Linked DNA regions of Mus musculus: all the other regions are linked to region 2. A link is a contact called in ENCODE Hi-C or POLR2A ChIA-PET data. All regions are on one chromosome and are shown on one strand. Each heading gives the region's core, a stretch centred on a gene start or an enhancer-like site at or near the end of the contact. The rest is flanking DNA. Distances are from core to core; before and after follow the strand shown. Region 1 holds the start of Urah (urate (5-hydroxyiso-) hydrolase). Region 2 holds the start of Psmd13 (proteasome (prosome, macropain) 26S subunit, non-ATPase, 13). Region 3 holds the start of Pgghg (protein glucosylgalactosylhydroxylysine glucosidase).

The links. Hi-C counts contacts between places; a loop is a spot of excess contacts on that map. ChIA-PET counts read pairs that join two places held with the same protein, here RNA polymerase II (POLR2A).
Region 1: POLR2A ChIA-PET joins it to region 2 with 10 read pairs in embryonic stem cell. The contact joins the promoter of Urah here to the promoter of Psmd13 in region 2. A Hi-C loop is called at or near these places in 6 of 37 maps with a recorded cell type or tissue (ES-E14, heart, left cerebral cortex and 2 more). POLR2A ChIA-PET finds 5 or more read pairs at or near these places in 3 of 5 experiments (Patski and embryonic stem cell).
Region 3: POLR2A ChIA-PET joins it to region 2 with 23 read pairs in Patski. The contact joins the promoter of Pgghg here to the promoter of Psmd13 in region 2. POLR2A ChIA-PET finds 5 or more read pairs at or near these places in 2 of 5 experiments (Patski and embryonic stem cell).

What each region holds. Positions count from the first base shown.
Region 1 is chr7:140,833,907-140,836,764 of GRCm38, reverse strand. Urah (urate (5-hydroxyiso-) hydrolase) reads right to left here and starts at 1,486. Exons shown (of 3, transcript NM_029821.3): 1 at 1,014-1,486; 2 at 1-18. The coding sequence starts at 1,144.
Region 2 is chr7:140,880,822-140,883,677 of GRCm38, reverse strand. It overlaps Psmd13 (proteasome (prosome, macropain) 26S subunit, non-ATPase, 13), which reads right to left and starts at 1,284. Exons shown (of 13, transcript NM_011875.4): 1 at 1,112-1,284; 2 at 100-178. The coding sequence starts at 1,206. Sirt3 (sirtuin 3) reads left to right here and starts at 1,809. Exons shown (of 7, transcript NM_001127351.1): 1 at 1,809-1,915.
Region 3 is chr7:140,939,673-140,942,803 of GRCm38, reverse strand. It overlaps Pgghg (protein glucosylgalactosylhydroxylysine glucosidase), which reads right to left and starts at 1,413. Exons shown (of 14, transcript NM_145387.5): 1 at 1,161-1,413; 2 at 239-519. The coding sequence starts at 494.

The DNA.
Region 1 (2,858 bases), core at 237-2,736, 47 kb after region 2:
CCGTCCAGGTTTGTGTAGCTGTGAAGAGATGAAGTGGAGAGAAGAGCTGAGAAACCTCCCTCCCTAGCTTTTCTGATCCGCATGCCAGCATCTACAGATGACTCCCACAGTCTCACAGAAGGAGCACAGATGGGGCAGGGGGACAGTTCCTAAGGATATCACCATGCTGCATATTTAGAAAATCATAAAGCAGAGAAGCAAAAGATAAAACCTCTCCAGGTTGGTGAAGGACTGAGCTAGAAGGGGGCAAGCCACACGCTGTTCTCACAGGCTGGTCAGAAGGAGATGTGTGAGCCTGGCTCCCTTAAATAGAACCTGCTTTCAAGGCCACAGACCCACCAGCGTTGGCTGGCTAAACCTGAAAGAGGCCCCCAACAAAGCATGTACCAGGGGCATGCCAGAGCCTGGCTCACTGAGGTTGAAAGGCCCAGTACTGGACTGGAGTGGAGTCTTGGGTTTTACCTCAGTCCTATTATCTCAGCCTCTCTCTATAAAGGAGATTAATTACAAGTTCACAGCTATTAAGAATAGAGAGGAGAAATAAGTGCTCGGCTGTCAGTCAGGCACAAAGCGATTGATGTCTTTATTTTTGACCAGGCTACTCTAGTTGGCTCCCCTCCTCGAAGCATGTTTTTGGGTTGAGTCTGACAGGCAAGTGGTTCCCCTCCCAGCAGGCCCATTAGGCTGAGTCTGACAGGCAAGAAGGACCCAACAAAGCTGTCTCAGACCTTCCATGACATTGTCCCAGGTATGCACATCTGGTGAAAAAGCTGTTTTGTCACCATTCCTGTTATCTCAGATGAGGAAAACAAAGTTCAGGGATCAACAGGGCAATGATCCGTCCTGCCTTCCAGCCCCCAGCGGCCACAAAGACTCAGCTCTGCTCAGTGTTATCCTGGCCTTACTGCTCCACCTCAGTACCATGGCCTAAGGTCTTCCTTCCCCAGGTGGGAAGGCCACTGTACTGCTGGGTGCTGGCACTTATGGATCCCAGCCCAGAAACTGTCTCCTACCTTGTCCTCAGCTCCATCCACTGCTGGCAGGGGGCCTCCAGGCGGGACAGCCGGAGGCAGAGGCCTTGGGCAGGGAGCCCTGAGGCAGTGTCTAGAACGTGAGTAGTCAGGGGACTGCTCTCGGTAGCCATGTTGCCAGCCTGTGCAGAGAGAGTGAGAGTGATCAGCCAGTCCGTAGAGGCCCAAGTGCGTCTTCGATCTAGTTCTGAGGAGAGCAAACAAAGGGCCGCACTGCCCCGAGGCAGGCTGAACTGCTGAGCGGCAGGATGGGGTGCCAAGTGCTAAACAAAGCTGACCTGTGCCCTCCTTTGCCCCTGCCTGGGCACCACCCCTCTCCCTTGTATGAGACCTTCAGTTTCAGCTGATCGGTGGCTTTAGTGTCCCAGAACCCAGCTCTCCCGTGCCTCTGACTCCTAGCAACACCCTTGCTCCCAAGCTCCCACACACTCTTCCGTCTCTGTCTCCTTAAGTATGGCACAAGACAGCTCCTTACCTGCGGCCAGCCTAAGTGTCTCTGGAGCGTCATCAGCCGCGGGGCGGTCCTGGAACTCATGCCCTGCCCTGAAGCTCTGGTCTGTGCAACTTCCACAGGCAGTCGCCCTGCCAGCCTCAACAAGCTCTCTAGTCAGCCTGGACCTGCTCCACCCAAGGCCCCGCCCCAACTCCTGGAGCCACCTATCTGAACACTTCTGGGAAAGACACCTTTCCTTTTGCCAGATGAGCCCTGGCAGCCTGCTTGGTTTTTGGGCCTCAGGGGTGTTGATTTAAAGGAAAAGAATGGACAAGGTTGGGAGCATGCTGTGGGGAGGAGTGGAAGGGCAAGTCTGGGGAAGGAGGGATACTGAGGGGAGGGGCAGTTCTGAGGGGAGGGGGTGGGGCAGTGGGGCCTACTGCAAAGACTGGTGGAAAGTGATTAAATGGCTGGGTCAGGGAGGGGGAAATAATTCAGTGGTTAAAACACTGAGGATGCTCAGAGTCATTTTGATTTGCATTTCCTTGGTGACTAAGGCCATAGAACATTTCTGGAAACAGCCTAGAAGTCCCTCAACAGAAGAATGGATAAAGAAAATGTGGTACATTTATACAATGGAATACTACCCAGCTATTAAAAACAATGACATCATGAAATTTGTAGGCAAATGGATGGAACTAGAAAATATCATCCTGAGTGAGATAACCCAGACCCAGAAAGACACACATGGTATGTACTCACTTACAAGTGGATATTAGCCATAAAGTATAGGATAACCACACTATAATCCACAGACCTAAAGAAACTGGGCAACAAGGAGGGCCCAAGGGAGGATGGACGAATCTCACTCAGAAAGGGGAATATAATAGACATGGGAGGTGGATAGGGTGAGGGAACTGGGTGGGATGAGGAGGGGGAGGGGAACAGGAGGGATGAAGTGTGAGGAGGGCTGAGGGAGAGAGAACTGGGAGAAAGAGCAGAAGGTGGTGGTGGTGGTGGGCAGCTCCAGGATGAGCCACCTCTCCCAACAGCATGCTCCCCCAGGTTCTACTCTTTTCCTGTAAGTCAGCACCTCTCAGGTCCCAAAACTGAGTAGGTTTCCAGGGCTCATTTGGCAGAAGGCAGCTTTCCCAGACACGTTCAAATAGGGACAAGGGAAACTCCCAGGAATCTATGAGGGTGACCCTAGCTAGGACTACTAGCAACAGGGCATGTCAAACCTGAGATGGCCACTTCCCATAACCAGGCAAGACTTCCAATGGAGGGATGGAGACACCAACCCACCCACAAAACTTTCAACCCAAAATTTGTCCTGCCTACAAGATGTGCAGGGATAAAGATGGAGTAGAAATTGAGGGAATGGCCAACCAATG
Region 2 (2,856 bases), core at 35-2,534:
GGCATCCTTGGGCGCACACACGTTAAAAGTAAATAAAAATGAATAATAATAGTTTGTAATTATATTCAACATCGTCTGAGCTGTCTGGTAAGTCATTACCTTAATGAGACCATCTCCTTGGGCAAAGCATGGGTCCTGCACAAAATCAAGCACCTCAAGTGTCAGCTGATGCCACAACCTACAAAACAAAAAGCCCTCAGTCCCACATCCTAATGTGAAGAAAAGGATGCCTTCAGCCTTGACGGTCCCATCAAACACCAAGTATTTCCCAGGTCCCACTGCACAGCCAGGAGTTAAAGCAAGCGCCAGCCAATTCAAGCCTATTTCTGGACTGACTTTGCTTGCACCCCCTAGTCACTTATCCTTTCAAGACTCAGTTTTCTTAGGTAACACTGGAGAACACTTTTTGAGACAGCGTCAACTCCCACTCTGAGTGTCAACTGGAATTCCAATGCCACAACCTACAAAACAAAAAGCCCTCAGCCCCACATCCTAATGTGAAGAAACGGATGCCTTCAGCCTTGAAGGCATTGGTTGTGACTTTAGAATTCTACAGCTATATTTTGAACTCCATTCTCTCTTACTTATTAGCTGAATACCTCACAGAATAGAAAACTGATATTCAATCTTATCTGTCAATAGGAAGGATGAAATAAGCCAATACTTTAAAAAAGCCAATATATGAACCTTTAGGACACCGAAATAGCATACTTCATACCAAGACTAAAGGATAATATTTAATAATAGAGATAAAAGTGTTTTGAAAAACACAAAATGTTACACCATATATAGGCAGGTACATACTAAACACTGAAAAATTTCTCTTGAAATCACTAAGAGTTTTAACTGCTGGACATTGTCATGTGGAAAGGTTCTGAGGAAGAGGTGTTTTTTCATAGGCAAATTCTTATATCAAAGTCAGCAATTCGTAATTGTTCTTATCAAAGCTGGTAAGGCTGGAACGCAGGGAGTCTAGATACAGAACCCTGTTAACAGCTCTGCTCCTAAGGCTATCTCGACCCCTTTCCTCCACATCCCTGACCCTCCGGACTGATCAGAGCCCCTGGCCCTCCCACAGTCCTCTCCCTCCCGCCCCAGCCTCGGAGCTCACTTCTTCGTGTACAGCTCTTCCAAACGGTGCCAAACGGCAGCCTGGCCCGGCCCGGAGCTCTGACTCTGCTGTAAGAAGGCCGGCACATCCTTCATGATTGCAGAGAGCTGGGAACAACACAAGCACTAAGCAGTCAGAACCGGCAGGGATGGCGCACGGAAGTGCTCGCTCACTTCCGGCACCGCGGGCGCGCGGGGCATGCTGGGAGCGTCCCACTAGCCTCACGGGTTGCGGTCGTCAAGGTAACCGCGTTCTTGACTTCCGCTAAACTTCTCCCGGGTTTCTGGCCCTGCCCTTGAGGCATTAAAGAGTAGAGGTGCCTGGGGACAGCTAGCCACTGACTGGTCACGTAGCCTCAAGCCTGCAGACTTGGGTCCTCTGAAACCGGATGGCGTTTGGCGAGGACTAGGTGTGATGCAAATCGCTCAGAGAGCATTAGTTATCACCCGCCTACTCAAGGAGGTCGAGAGCGGCGTAAAACGATGAAATCTCCCGGTTTGGCTTCCCAACCAATAAGTCAGAGTCCCACAGAGGGAGAAGCTGCCAGCACCAGGCATAAACACAGCCTTCCACACTTCGGGTTATCGTGCGGGGGCTGGGCTGGGCTCGGCCGAGGGAAGGCGCCGGAGGGCGGCACTTGGCCAGAGGGGGGGCGGGAGTAAGAGTGCCGAGAGGGCGGGGCTTGGCTCACGGGGGCGGGGATTCGGATGGCGCTTGACCCTCTAGGCGCCGTCGTCCTGCAGAGCATCATGGCGCTAAGCGGTCGACTGGCATTGGCCGCGCTCAGACTGTGGGGTCCGGGAGGTGAGCCACGGCAGGGGAGACACGGGATCTCGCAGATAGGCTATCAGCGGCGTTTTAGGGGCGGGTAGCTGGAAGCAATTGTGGGAGTAAGGACCCGGCAGGCGCGCCCTTCTACAAGGTTTTGCTGACCGGCCATCACTACCTTCTCCTTAAAGGTGTTTTTCTATGTAACTATTGCAGCACAGTCTTTGAAATATTTTATAGAAGTTCGTTGTATGGATGTCTTATAATTTATATCACCATTTCCTTATTGAATACTTTCTAATCTTGAATTATTACAAATAACGTGATAAATAAACGTGTTTGCACCCCATTTGGACCACAAATTCTCAGTAGACAGCCTTGGGTAAGGTTACGTGGTTTGTATTATTTTGAGACTGGTCTCTTGTTCAAACTGGCCTTCAGCTGGCTGTGTGAAGGAGGATGACCTTGAACTCCGGATCCACCTTGCTTCCACCTCCCTCCAAGCGTCGGAGACTACAGTCACATGCCACCACATCCAGCTGTTACTTGTGTTTTAATTGTCCCCCATAAAGGTTGTGAAACTAAAAATTTTTACCAACAGTCATACTGTCTGCAAAATAGTAACATGTCTCATAGAGTCCTGAGAGTGATCAATAATAGGGATATTTTCAGTTTGAAATAAGTGAGTATATTAAGTTAGAGAGAAATCATCACACTGCATATTCAAAAAAAAAAAAAAAAGTCAGCAGACGTCTATTGGCTATCTTTAAGGTAGCTCGGTGGAACTCCCAGTAAAGAGTCCTTGCCAGAACAGAGTGACCCTTTCAGTGAGGTTTTTAGTAAAGCAACAGATGGAAGTAATATCAAATTGGACACTTGCTACATCTAACAGAAACTGGCAGAGAAAGTTGAGATAGTCATTTGGAGCTCCCAGGTGGGCTGTCCCTCTGTCTGAGCTGCGGGATTTCCTTCCTACT
Region 3 (3,131 bases), core at 164-2,663, 59 kb before region 2:
TGTTTTTTTTTTTCTTCTTCTTCTTCCTTAAATTAAAGGCTATGTGTTTACATATTTTTGTGATGCATCTTGATGTGTACTGGAGGCTGAGCTCCAACTCTCCGTCTTCCCGCCTCAACCTTCCCAGTACCAGTGCCAAGGTTACAGGCCTGAGGCACACATTGGTGGTTGTGGCCCCTTTCCCAGCTTCATGGACAAGTGAGGAGCAATAGGTTGGCACGGGTTGGTGACAGCTAACCTGTGTTGGTGTCCAGGGTAAAGGTCTCTGTCAGCTGTTCTGTCCCTGCAGGGGCCTCCAGCTGGACATTGAGGGGGCTGGGCAGACTGGCCCGGTGAGTGTCCCCGACAGCTCCATTGTACACACCGTTTATATGGATGGTGTCATGATACACACGTGTACCTAGGTATGAGTTCGTTACAGTGGCCCAGAGCCTGGGGTCACTGGGCAGACAACGGGCACTGAATATGGTCGGGTCATCTTCAGAGCCGTCCATGGAAAGCTGCCTCAGCCCAGACGGCCTGGAGGAGACAGTTAACAGTGACTAGCTGGACTTTCCTCCACACGCACACTCACAGTAAACCCTCAAACTTGGCCAATCCCCACAGGCGGTGAGGGGAGTCGGGGGCTAGCTGCGTAGCTACCCTAAGTAAGGGTTGCGGGCGCCAAGAACATTCTTAAATTAAGAAGACTGCCAGGAGCCCAAGTGAATCTGTAAACAAGTTCTCTCAGCACCCACCGCCGACCTCCCTCTTGTGAGCTCCTGAGCCAGCTTCCTTAAGTAAGAACTGCTGAGGTAGGAATCAGGGAGTTCTTCGCGGGCCCTAAATCCTCAGGGAGGGTGAGGCCGGACGGTGGAGGAAGAGGAACCCGGAGATTTGGAGAGGGACAGCAAGGAGAGGCGTTGGGATTGGGGAGGAGGGACCGGATGGGGTGGATGACGACGATGGGGTGGGGTGGGGCCGCAACTGGGGAGTAGCGGGACTTGCCCAGGAAATGGAAAGAGGAAGCCCGTGTAGGGGTGGGGTGCGGAGAGGGGGATCGATCGCGAGTTGTCGGGAAGAGAGACTAGGGAATAAAGGGACGAAAAAGAGTTCAGAGTACTCAGTGAAAGAGGGTGAGGGCGGGCTGGAGAAGAGTGTGGGCTGTTTTTGTAACTCACCGCTGCCCTCTCCACTCAGTGCGGGGATCCGGGTGTAAGAAGGCTCTGTGGGTGCGAGCTGCCCCTGGCGGTAGGAAGAAGAAGCGGCCCTGCCGCGTGGCAGGTGGGCGGGTCTGAGTTTAGGCGGGACCTGGGAAACTGTCATGGTTTTGGGGAAGAGACCACGCAATAGGACTAGGGGTTAGTTGAGCTTTGGCTCTAAGATGTATGCAAGGCTGGGACAGACCTGAGATACCACTCTACAGTGACGTTTAGTGACTAGAAAGGACCCTGGCTATTTAAGGAACAGGATGCTTGTAAGAAAAGCCTACCTCATGCAAACCTGAAAGAAGTGGGTGCTGTGTAAAAGTTCCACAGCCGAATGCTTTTCAGACTTTCCCCTTAGCTCACGGGACCTTTCCTATTTAGGGAAATTATTTCATTTTTATGTTTTATCCTATTTTTGAGTGGTTGGCCTGACTCTTGGTATGCAAACCCAGCTGTCCTCAAACTCACAGAGCTCCAACCTACTTCTGCCTCTTCAGTGTTAGGGTTAAAGACGTGCACACTACACTGAGCAGTATTTATTTATTTTGATTTAATTAAAATATAATTACACCATTTCCTCCTACTCCTCCCATGTATGTCCCACCCACATTCACAGGACCTCTTTTTTTGGGGGGGGGGGTTCCAGACAGGGTTTCTCTGTGTAGCCCTGGCTGTCCTGGAACTCACTCTGTAGACCAGGCTGTCCTCAAACTCAGAAATTCACCTGCCTCTACCTCCCAAGTGCTGGGATTAAAGGAGTGCGCCACCACTGCCAGGCACAGGACCTCTTTTTTTGGAAGAGTTTCTTTTTTCTTTTCTTCTTCTTTTTTTTAAATGTGTGCTTTTTATGTAAATGAGTGCTCTATCTGCACGTCCACTTCCATGTTAGAAGAGGGCATCAGAACTTATTGCAGATGATTGTAAGCCACCATGTGGTTGCTGGGATTTGAACTCAGGACCTTCAGAAGAACAGCCAGTGCTCTTAACCACTGAGCCATCTCTCCAACCCCTGGGACTCTTTTTAAACCATTGTTGTTACATATACATATAAGGAATAAATAGATAAACACCACCTGTGAGTCTGTTCAGTGTTGCATTTGAGTATATGTTTATGGGGTTGCATTTGAGTATATGTTTATGGGGCTGACCACTTGGTACTGGAACACCAATAGGAGGTGTAAACCAGAACAGGTGCCAGGTTGATGTTAAAGAGCCACATTGTTACACATTGTTATTAAGTCTCCTACAAGAATCCGTTTCTGTTTCTTAAGCCTGATGCATCCTGCAAACCTTGCTTTCCAACCTGTGCTGAACTTGTGACTCCATCATGTGTGCCTACCCCTTTGCCTTGCTAAACTCCCGAACCTGTGATACGACTATCCTTTTGCCTTATGAAAATGTCTTCCTAGATACCTTGATGACTCCCTTTCCACGTGATGTTTTCTTGCACTTATTTTTATTGCCTCCTTTCTAACAGCCAATTATCGCGACATCTGTTTTCTATCAGCCCTAACCTTTCTCCATAAAAGGAACCTCAAAAGCCAGTGAGGGGCTGCTCTCTGAAATCCTGACTTTAGGAGAGACAGCCAGCTGGCCAGTTGTAAATACAGCTTGCTTTAATCAGACACTCAGGAATTGTTTGTTTCCATCCCTACCACCCCTCCTCCTTCCCCAGGTCTAAAAGAGGCTCATCCCCGGGGAAGACTAATTCTCCCTCCTTCTGCAATAGTTAATTGATTGTAGCTCTTCATCTAGGGGAGGGGCCCCATGAGCTTTCCCTAGCTAGCTGGCTTCCACTAGGCTCCTCCCAGGGACCTAGCAAAGGCCAGCGCTGCTAGGTGATGGACTGCTCTCTTGCTCTCCCTCGCTCTCCCCCTCTCCCCTCTCCTCCCCCTCCCCCTCGGCTCCCGCTCCCTCTCTCCTTTCTGTCCCTCTCTGCGCCCA